2 separate regions of the Homo sapiens genome follow, and region 1 is linked to region 2. Evidence: read pairs that join two places in POLR2A ChIA-PET (ENCODE). Cell type or tissue: PC-3. All regions are shown on one strand. Links, peaks and the distances in the headings refer to the core of each region. The heading gives the core; the rest is flanking DNA.

Region 1 (5,382 bases), core at 256-5,255, 320 kb before region 2:
TGTCCAGCATCATTTGGAGCACAGGGCGGAGGATTATACCGAGGAACCACACCCATGTCATTTGAATTGTCCACAAGACCACTATAAGGACTTTCCAGGACCATCACAAGGCTGCAAACCGCATTTGAAGTGCTGCTTCTGGGGCATTCTTTCCAAAGAGCCTTTTAGCAGGGCAGGGAGTGAAAGGTGAGGACAAGCCTAGGAAATACATAATCCAAGGCTAGGGAGATAGAAGCTTAATATTTACTGCCGTGCCTGGGAAAAGTGAGGCTTGTCGTTGTCATCTGGGCAATTCTCCCTCGGACTAGCTCCTCTCTGTGGCCTCCTGGGGTAACTAATGTCTTCCAGCAGCACTTCTTGCTCCAGGAATCTGGAATCTTAGCTGAGTGCTATGAAGACGGTTCTGATTAATTGATACACTTAAGGTATGCACTATCGGTTGCTATCCTAATCCTCCCAGGAGATTACCTTTTCAAAGCGCTGGAAGATTAACGAGAATTTCAGATGCCGTAGCAATTTGAAGGGAAAAAATTGTGGCCTCCACAGTGCCAGCTTGCCTGCCATGAGGGAGACATATTTGAGAGTCCTTCAGCTCCCTGTGGGCTGTACATCCAAGCAAGAAAGTCCAGATCTTGCATCTGAGTTGGCAACTGAAGGAAGAGACCTTGAATCAGCACAGCAGTCAGAATTCTGCTTGAGGGCAGCTTTGCTGAAACTAAAAGGAACAACTTTATCTAGAACAGTCTCTCTGCACATTCGCTTTCCCCTGTGGCAGTTGCGATGTTAGATTAAGTCTATGTATATGTAGGGCAGAAGCGAAGTGCAGGAGGGGGTGGAGAGAATGATGGGAAAGAAAAGGCTCCTTCTAAACACACATGTATGTCAGCATTACCAGGTGCTCTGCTGAAACCGGTAGGATGAACACCTTCCGAACAGGCTGCATTCCTCCCGAGGAAACTGAAGAGTGTAACCTCACAGTGAAATTCCCCCCAAGTCTTTGGCTCTGCAGGAAGCTTCTGGCTATTTTTCAGGAGATGCGTTTGCTGCAGGAGGAGGTATGGAGGTTGGGCAAGGCAGGCCTGGTAGGGCTGGCCCAGGCTGTCTCTCTCAGACAAGTCTAGACTCAGGACTGTCATGCTACCTGGAAATGAGTTCTGGTAGGAATGTCCAGGCAGAAAAGCTGCTCTTCTTGGGAAAGTTGTCAGCTTTAAATTACCTAGAGAAATTCTGGGGTGGAGGCTCAGCTTGGCACCCTTAAGGTAGTTGCAAATAAGGGGTGAAAGAAACGCTGAGGACAAGTTTAAAACAAGTTAGTCAAAATGAAAAACACGACATCTGCATCTAGAGTTTCTGTAGCACCTATTGATCAGATGGGTCAATGTGTTCTTTCAGGGTAATGCTTGGAAGCCTTCACAGGCTTTTTCTCCATCAGGTTGCTTGACTTGATTCCATTATTATTACTATTATTTTATTATTTTTAATTTTTTTTCCTTTTGAGACGCAGTCTCGCTCTGTCACCCAGGCTGGAGTGCAGTGGCGTGATCTCGACTCACCACAACCTCTGCCTCCCAGGCTTAAGCGATTCTCCTGCCTCAGCCTCCCGAGTAGCTGGGATTACAGGCATGTGCCACCACGTCTGGCTAATTTTGTATTTTCAGTAGAGACCGAGTTTCTCCATGTTGGTCAGTCTGGTCTCGAGCTCCCGATCTCAGGTGATCCACCCACCTCGGCCTCCCAAAGTGCTGGGATTACAGGTGTGAGCCACCGTGCCCGGCCTGATTCTATTTTTTAAGGCTAGATTCTTATTGCCCTAGACCTTAAGTCTGACTGCCAGCATTACTGGACCGGGGCCTCACTATTGACCATTTGAGTTTTCAGTAAAAACATCCCTGTGTCCCCAGATTATATTTTTTCCTACTCTGATTTTAGAAGGAGCTTCTTGCCTCTGTCTCTCCAGATTTAGCTATAGAATTTTCCTACCTCAACATGAAGTCCTCCCAGACTCTAACCCCAGAACATTCAGCATCATCTAAAGCCTCCAAAAGAGACCATCCCCAAAATAGGGTTCTGGGTGGATCCAAGGTTTTATTTAGCAGCTCCTCTTTTTTCCAGGTCACTACCTACCAAACAGAAAGGCCATTTTTCCAAATGGCCTTGAAGCTTTCCCTAAATGTCTCCTTCTGGATTGGTTTGGCAAACATTATCTAAGTATCCGTCATATGCCAGCCACTTTGCTAGACATTGGGAATACAAAGACAGTAAGACTAGAGAGAGGAAATAGCAAGCTCGAAGGTTCTTTTCTCTGCTAGGAGTGGAGGACTAACCATAAAGTCTGACAGCTCTTAAAGATAGCTTCAACTGAATGGTCTCAGATGGTTTTACATCCCAGATTTTTCTGGGGCTCACTTGCTACCGTCACGGCAATTAGTCTTCTGAGTGTTGCCCCACTGACAACTAAGCCAAGCTCTACTGCAGTTTTTCTCCTGGCACAAATACATATCTTTGATCCTGGAGGAAAGGTGTCAAAGAAGAGGAAGCAGGTGGTGGGGAAGGCCAAGCCACCCCATGCATTCTGCCTGTAATTTGGCAGTGCCGCCATCTGTTGGTTTTTTCATATGTCCAAAGCCTGCAACTGCAGTCTTCATGTCCTTCCCTTTCCCTGCAGAAATGGGTCAGGAATATACAACTACGCTAAAACCAGTCTGAGAGTCTTGACCCACTTTTGAGAGTTTCCAGACCAGTGCAGCTGAAGCTATCCTGCAGCTGTGCCCTTAAGAGAATGATGCAGGCAGCCGGGTTCGTCTTTCTCTGAGCTGCCATGGGGAAGGTGTGGTCTTTGTTTCTGAACATGTTTCTTTATTGCCAGAGTCTGAAGACTTGGAGGAATTATTGCAAAACAGCTCACCTTCCCTCTTCCCTGGGAACACAGGTTGAAGGAAACATCAAAGTCTTAAAGAGCCATTACATTCAGAGCAAGAGTAATCAATGGGCATTTTCATTCCCTTCCTTTACAGTTGGTACCAGTCTTCAGTTCTCAGCCTGTAGGCCCCTGACATGGGGCACTACTCTGTACAGTTCCAGAAACCAACAACAGCCATTTAGCAGGAGTGTTGAAACTGCAGATTGTTCTCCACTGTTCTTCACTGTGGCTGTGTTTGGAACTACCAAATACTAATCCTCAGAACTTGGTCTTGGACCTGGTTATAAATCTCATTCCTGCAACTCTGAACAGTGTGATCTTGGGAGAGTTACTTAATTTTTCTGAGTCTCAGTTTTTCTTATCTATAAAATGAAGTTAGTAATAGTATGGACTTCATATAACGTATGTGATGATTAAATTACAGAGCACATGTAATGTGTGTAGCACAATGCGTGGTACATAACTAGGCCTCAACAAATGGCCCAACAATGTGTTGTTGGTCTAGGGTGGGAGACAGTAATCTCCCTTTGACTGTCATTATCTTTTGACTGGGAAGATTGGGTAGGCAACAATGTTGCCTGTTTGCTGTACTTAGCTCTACTTTACTTTTTATTTTTTTATTTTTTTGAGACAGAGTCTCACTCTGTCACCCAGACTGGAGTGCAATGGCACAATCTTGGCTCACCACACCCTCCATCTCCCAGATTCAAGCAATTCTCCTGCTTCAGCCTCTCAAGTTGCTGGGATTACAGGCATGTGCCACCATGCCCAGCTAATTTTTTGTATTTTTAGTAGAGACAGCGTTTCACCATGTTAGCCAAGCTGGTCTCAAACTCCTGACTTCAGGTGATCCACCCACCTCAGCCTCCCAAAGTGCTGGGATTACAGCTGTGAGCCACCGCACCCAGCCGTCTACTTCATTCTTGCTTGGTTGTTTGCTTCCTGCTCTCACCAAATTGTAAAGCTCACTGAGGACATGAACTAAGATTCTGTGGCCAACAGGGTCTTTCTATATAGTAGATAGTCAATAAATATTTGTAGATGGATGCATGGATATTTTTTCAACTGACTATTTGAATATGACTTCTGATACATATGAGTATCAGTACCCAGGGAATACATGATCCAAGGCTGGGGAGACATGGGCTTAATATTTACTAACATTTTCCCTTACCTGCCACCTGCTTCTCTTGAGACATTAAATCCAAAGGCTATAAATCCTGCTGCTTTGCATGGCTGGGTTAGATTGCATATGAGAATTTTGCAAAGCAAAAAAGATACATCACACCAACTGGCCTCTCAATGTATGCTCCCCTCAAAAGGCTTTCAAGCCAAAAATCCCTAAGCAGTAATTATGTGCAAGGCAAAGAAATTAAGAACTCTGACTGGGAAGACATTAAATGAGTCTCTGGAATGTTGTAAAAGACTTATATGCAAGGCTCTATCCTCCCACTGGATTCTTTTCTGGCTCCTTGCCATAGGATCTATGGAGAACAAGTTCTCATACAGGAATTTCCCCTTGCATATTGGGAGAAGATACATTAAAATCTGGTTACGAATCACAGCTGGGTGCTTTGAATTCAGTTACGTCCCCATGCACAATAATGGTGTGTACAAGGCATCACTCCTAAAGACAACAAAAACCTATAAAATAGAATTTCTAAGGCACAGAGTCCCTCAGTAATAAAAATCTGCAAGGGCCAAACAACCTAGGAGTTATCTTTATTCCCTTCCATTAGCAAACCAGAGAACATCTTCTGGGCTTCCCCCTACTGATCTCTTAGGAATCACTGTGAATGTGAGAGCTTAGGGAAGGCAGGTGGTTGATGAATATGAGTGGGGTATTATAGTGGGATATATTTAAAAGATGAGTCTGTTTGAAAAGGAAGCAAAGGCCCAGCCTGGCTTGTAATGACCCTGAGGGAATCAGAATCCCAGAGAATCCAGAGTGAGTTTTGTTTGTGGGGTTTTTTTGTTTGTTTGCTTGCTTGTTTTGTTTGGTTTTTTTTTTTTTTTTGAGATGGAGTCTGGCTCTATCACCCAGGCTGGAGTGCAGTGTCATGATCTCGGCTCATTGCAACCTCTGCCTCCCACGTTCAAGCGATTCTCCTGCCTCAGCCTCCTGAGTAGCTGGGACTACAGGCACCCGCCCACCACACCTGGCTAATTTTTGTATTTTTAGTACAGACAGGGTTTCACCATGTTAGCCAGGCTGTTCTCAAAGTCCAAACCTTAAGTGATCTGCCCACCTCGGCCTCTCAAAGTGCTGGGATCACAGGCATGAGCCACCATGCCTGGCCTTTTGTGGGGTTTTGTTTGTCTTGTTTTATTTTTGAGACAGGGTCTCACTTTGTCACCCAGGGTGGAGTGCAGTGGCATCATCATAGCTCACTGCAGGCTTGATATCCCAAGCTCAAGAGATTCTCCAGCCCCAGTCTCCCAAGTAGCTGGGACTACAGGCA
Region 2 (5,382 bases), core at 202-5,201:
TGGGAGGCAGATGCATGTGGATCACTTGAGCCCAGGAATTCGAGACTAGCCTGGGCAACATGGCAAAACTTCATCTCTACAAAAAATCCAAAAAAAAAAAAAAAAAAAGGTAGCTGGGTGTGGTGGTGCATGCCTATAGTCCCAGCTATTTGAGAGGATGAGGTGGGAGGATCTCCTGAATTTGTGAGGCAGACGTTGTAGTGAGCTGAGATCGCACCACTGCACTTCATCCTAGGCAACAGGGCAAGACTGTGTCTCAAAAAAGAAAAGAAAAATAGAGAGCTACATAAATACATTCCCTTTTCTGGCCAGATTCTTGTCCCCCAAGGCCTTCCCATAGAGAAATTTTACGGCTATCACAGTACAGTTCTACAACACAAATATAGAAAACTTGATCTTATGAAATTGATATGTTGGAGGAATGGTTACAAAAGAATTCTTTTGCTTACAAAGGATTTACTTTGCAGTTTTTTATTTATTTATTTATTTTTTTGAGACGAAATCTCACTCTTGTCCCCCAGGCTGGAGTGCAATGGCACGATCTCGGCTCACTGCAACCTCCACCTCCCAGGTTCAAGTGATTCTCCTGCCTCAGCCTCCTGAGTAGCTGGGATTACAGGTGCCCGCCACCGCGCCCGGCTAATTTTTTTTTGTATTTTTAGTAGAGACGGGGTTTCACCATGTTGGCCAGGCTGGTCTTGAACTCCTGACCTCAGGTGATCCGCCCGCTTTGGCCTCCCAAAGTGCTGGGATTACAGGCGTGAGCCACCGTGCTCGGCCTATAGTGTTTTTAAAAAAGCATTTTTTCCTCATCTATAGTTAAATTTAGAAATTTTTTAAAAAGCATGTTTTGTTTAGTACATTCCAGATGATTTGAACTTTTCAGAAATGCATCTTCTGGGTAACTACAATTTTTTTTGTTCCCCAATTGTCTGACATAGATGATAATATCCTAATGCTGCACCTTACAGCTGGTTGTTTGCCTCTATTTTAACAGCAACACCTCAGACTGAGCTTTGTGTGGAGGAAGTGACCTCAATCAGGAGATGAGGAGCTACCCTCATTACAACCACGTCACTCCACTTCCACTTCAGATATTTCTCATCTGTAAGTGGGGAAACAAATATGTCACTCTAAATAAAATAAAAAGTAATCAGGAGGACGAGTTTGAAGATGCCTGTGAAAGTATCCCTATGGCAACAACAATGAATCTACCATCTTCCTTGGAAGAATGTACCATTGGATTGTATTTATTTCTAAATAACAGATTCTCAGATGCAATAAATCTCATTCATCCATGGTCTAAAAACAGCATGTACCATTCCCTAATGTATGGTATCCTTATGGTTGTCAAGGCCGTCCTGACTTTTGAGCCACAGGATTTACAGATTGGAATGATGGCTGCAAAGGACGCTTTGAAAACCTGTGGTAATTTCTGAAAAAAAACTAAAATGACATTGTCTCATCTAGTAAGTAGACAGGGAATAACAGCTATCACAGAAGAGGAATTGCACACAGAAGTCTGTTATGCTGAGTGTTTGATCTTGAAATCCTTTACGTCATGTATACAGGATGAAAGCATGCTTGCTTTTCTTAAAAGAGAGATCGGTGTTGGGTTAAGTTACCAAATATACAAAGACTGTCAACAAGTATTAACACAGATACCTGACAACCAAAGCAAAGCCCACAAACACCTGGTTGGAGGTATAAAATTTGGACTTGGAGCATTCAATCTGATGTTATCACTTATGCCACCAAGGATACTTAAACTACTCAATATTTTTGGATATTCTGGTGATAGAGAAGTGGGCTTGGCTTTGCTTCATGAGAGTGCATCTGAAACCCATATAAATAATATCTTAAGTCTTTTGACTCTACTCTTTTATTACAATTATATCTATGTAGCTTTTGGTGTTGAAAAGGTTTACAATTCTGCTACAGAGGATCTCTTCCTAGTCTACCTCAAGAAATTTCCGAACTGTGTCATATTTAAATTTTTCCATGCACGTTCTAGTATGTTGAAAGGAGATTTTGAAAATGCACAGCTAAAATTACAGGAGTGCATTTTTACTCAGAGTGAATGGAAGCAGGTTCATCACCTCTGTTACTGGGAATTCATGTGGTGCCACATTTTACTGCAGGATTGGAGGCAGGCTTACCACTATGCCAATCTACTGTCTCAACACAGCAGATGGTCCAAGGCAATATACATGTACAGTAAAGCCATCATCCTGGCTTTGCTTCCTTCCGATTTTGTGAAATCAGCAAGTGAGAATATGAACTCTCTCTTCTTAAAAGTGGAAAGCCTGAAAAGTAATTTTTAGGCAGTTCTGTGCCAATAGAGAAGTTTGTTGCAGAGAAGGGTCAGCGCTATGGTACTACAATCGGCTGGTTTACAGCCCAGCCCCTTCTGGAGTTCATTTATGCCTGGAGTGGTTTCCGAGTCATGAGCAAAAAGAATGAGCTTATTTCAAGCTGGCTATCAATAATTGACAAAGGAGAAGATCTTTTACAAGAAAATCCACATAAAGAGTATGGCACAGATGACATAAGTTTATTAAATTTACTGAAAGGCCTATGCCTGAAACACTTAGGCAAATATTCAAAGGCTGAGTATTACTTTAATCGTGTCATTCAAAAGGAGAAATTATTAAAATATGACCACTATTTGGTGCCATATACTTACTATGAACTGGGAATCTTGCACTATCTAAAAGGAGACTATGCCAGAGCAACAAAAAACCTAGACAATGTAAGAAATTACAAAGACTATTCCATGGAAGCCCGATTACACTTTAGGACCCACATAGCACTTGAACAAATAGCCAAAGAAAAAATGACTTAAACACAAAGTGTGGTTTTGTTTAGTGTAAGTGAAATATCTACAGTGAGCAAGTCATTAACAGGTAGTAGAAAAATCATATCTTTGTGGGAAAAAATCCAAGAGGCGGCTGCCAAGAATCTGATCAGTAACGAGAAAGGAATGGGCCATGACTTTTCCCTCTTTCTTTCTCACACTTATAAAATGCGATGTCTTAGAGGCAAATGAGGTGAAGCACATTCTTGAAAAAGAAAAGGCAAATGAAGTACATTTAAAAAAATTCTCTCCTATGTTATAAATTTGTCAATTATGTTAGAGAACATTTTCAAAACCTCAAAAACATTTTTAACATCTCACTAGATAATGTATACAACTCACTATGCTAGGGATCCCAGTGCCCTATACATATTTTTATTTAATTGTTTTTCTCTCGGCATTAGTGCCGTCTTCTTGGAAACCTCTATGCCATGAGAACCAAGTGGAGGAAGACGTGAATGCACAGGCTGAAGTGCAAAGGAAGAAAGATGAGGCAGACGTCCAAGTCAACCAGTAGCTTGTGTACCCAGAAACATGGAATGCCAGAGGCTGGAGATGCTGGTACAAGTTGTTGGACTGCATGCTGCTGTCTAAGTGGATCTAGAGCTTCCATCACCATCTGATCACGGAAAGCACCTCTGAGACCCACCTTGCTTGTAACCAAAACAGCCCATGATGGTTCTTTGCCCTGGACCTGTTACATTCTGGACTATTTCTGTGTTCACTTGTGGCTGAGCATAAAAAACAAGCATGCAATAAATCACCTCTTCCGCTGTCTTAGCGAAGAATTAAAAAATTAAAAAAAAAGACAAATTTCCAAACAATGATGCACTGAATGGCACAGACTCTGAATGATTTTCCCTTATACACAATCATTTTTATTGGCTTTTTATACCAGAGGGTCTTGTCCGCCCTGTGTGATCAGTAGTATTTCTTACCCTTTTTTAGTAAGAAGCAGAATGTGAGTTTATAATTTGCCACAGGATAGAGAAGAAAGCCCTCTCCTTATTTTACACACACATAAATTCTTTGAAGATAACTGGGAGAGGCCAAGAGGATAGATGCACTGGCTGTCAGAGGAAGAGTTTTGTTACCATGTAACCCTCCCTTTAGTTGTCCTCCCTATGGTGTAATTCTTAATAAGACCAGCTCTTCAATATAATTAAACCGATTGCATCCATCCATTGTGAGTGGGTCAATCTGAGAGTAAATAGTAGCTGTAGGGATGGGGCTTGGTATTATTTTACTTGCCTTAGGGATTGAAAAATGACCTAATTTCCTGGTCATTAAGTCTGGCTAAGTGTGTCTTCCTGGTAGTCACCCTTTGAAACAGAAGTTGCGCCGGGCATGGTGGCTCACGCCTGTAATCCCAGCACTTTGGGAGGCCGAGGCGGGGGGATCACGAGGTCAGGAGATTGAGACCATCCTGGCAAACACGGTGAAACCGTCCCTACTAAAAAATACAAAAAAATTAGCCGGGCATGGTGGCGGGCACCTGTAGCCCCAGCTACTTGGGAGGCTGAGACAGGAGAATGGTGTGAACCCGGGAGGCAGAGCTTGCAGTGAGTGGAGATCACGCCACTGCCCTCCAGCCTGGGCGACAGAGCGAGACTCTGTCTCAAAAAAAAAAAAAAAAAAAAAAAAAAAAAAAAACAGAAGTTGCTAGAATATCGTAGCTTACTAAAAACACATCAATGAAACATGCTACCTTAATACTTTGGGTATCCAAACAACCAACTAAAACAAGATGAGGAACTGGTATTTCAAGATTTAGCAGTGTTTACTTTTAAAAACATTTTCCTCGTAAATTAAAAATAGACTTTGAAGTGAATAATTGTGCTTGAGTTATTCTTTGTTATTTAATTAGTATGGTTATAGTGGTTAAGAGGGCAGGTTCTGGCCTGATTACCTGAATTTGTATCCTAGTTCTGCCACTAACTAGCTGTGTGTGGCCTTGGGCCTCTGTATCTCAGATTCCTTGGCTATAGAATAGGGATAATAATAGTATCTGTCTTGTGGTTTTGCTATGTTAAGATCGAGCTAATAAACATTTATTATTATCATTACTACTACTACTACTACTACTACTACATTGTTCTGCAGTGGAGGGAACTTTCTTTGAAAAAGCATAGGTCCTGTTGTTACTTGCTTTGGCAATCTGAAATTTGACCTGTTAATTTACTTTTTCTGTTCTGTTTATTTTGGTTACTTATGAAACAAGAAACTCTCTGCCTAAATAATGTTTTTGTGTTTTGTAAAGTATTTCAACTTCTTCCAATGAAGAGCACATTTATTAATTGGTTAAAGAAATATGTATTGAATGCCCACTGTATGCAGGTACTGAACAGTGCTGAGGATATGAAGTATGGTTTCTCTCCTGACGGCCTTATTAGGGAGATAAGTTAGAAAAGGGTTTTGTTTGGCCAGGCACGGTGGCTCACGCCTGTAATCCCAGCACTTTGGGAGGCCAAGGTGGGTGGATCACTTGAGGTCAAGAGTTTGAGACCAGCCTGGCCAACATGGCG

Evidence for each region. Peaks named below come from ENCODE experiments on the same cell type or tissue, not always from the same donor. Only the 100,000 strongest peaks of a DNase experiment are listed, where the experiment ranks them.
Region 1: POLR2A ChIA-PET joins it to region 2 with 7 read pairs; 7 of 35 experiments call an interaction of 5 or more read pairs at or near these places.

The regions. Positions count from the first base shown.
Region 1 is chr2:38,446,337-38,451,718 of GRCh38, forward strand. No RefSeq gene overlaps it. Among named protein-coding and RNA genes, the nearest start is that of LINC01883, 18 kb to the left of the region's middle. In PC-3, for the core only: a CTCF peak has its summit at 336; no DNase peak of the experiment used is centred there.
Region 2 is chr2:38,762,386-38,767,767 of GRCh38, forward strand. It overlaps the pseudogene TTC39DP. Among named protein-coding and RNA genes, the nearest start is that of GEMIN6, 13 kb to the right of the region's middle. In PC-3, for the core only: no CTCF peak of the experiment used is centred there; a DNase peak (open chromatin) is centred at 2,966; H3K4me3 peaks cover 960 bases; H3K27ac peaks cover 1,949 bases.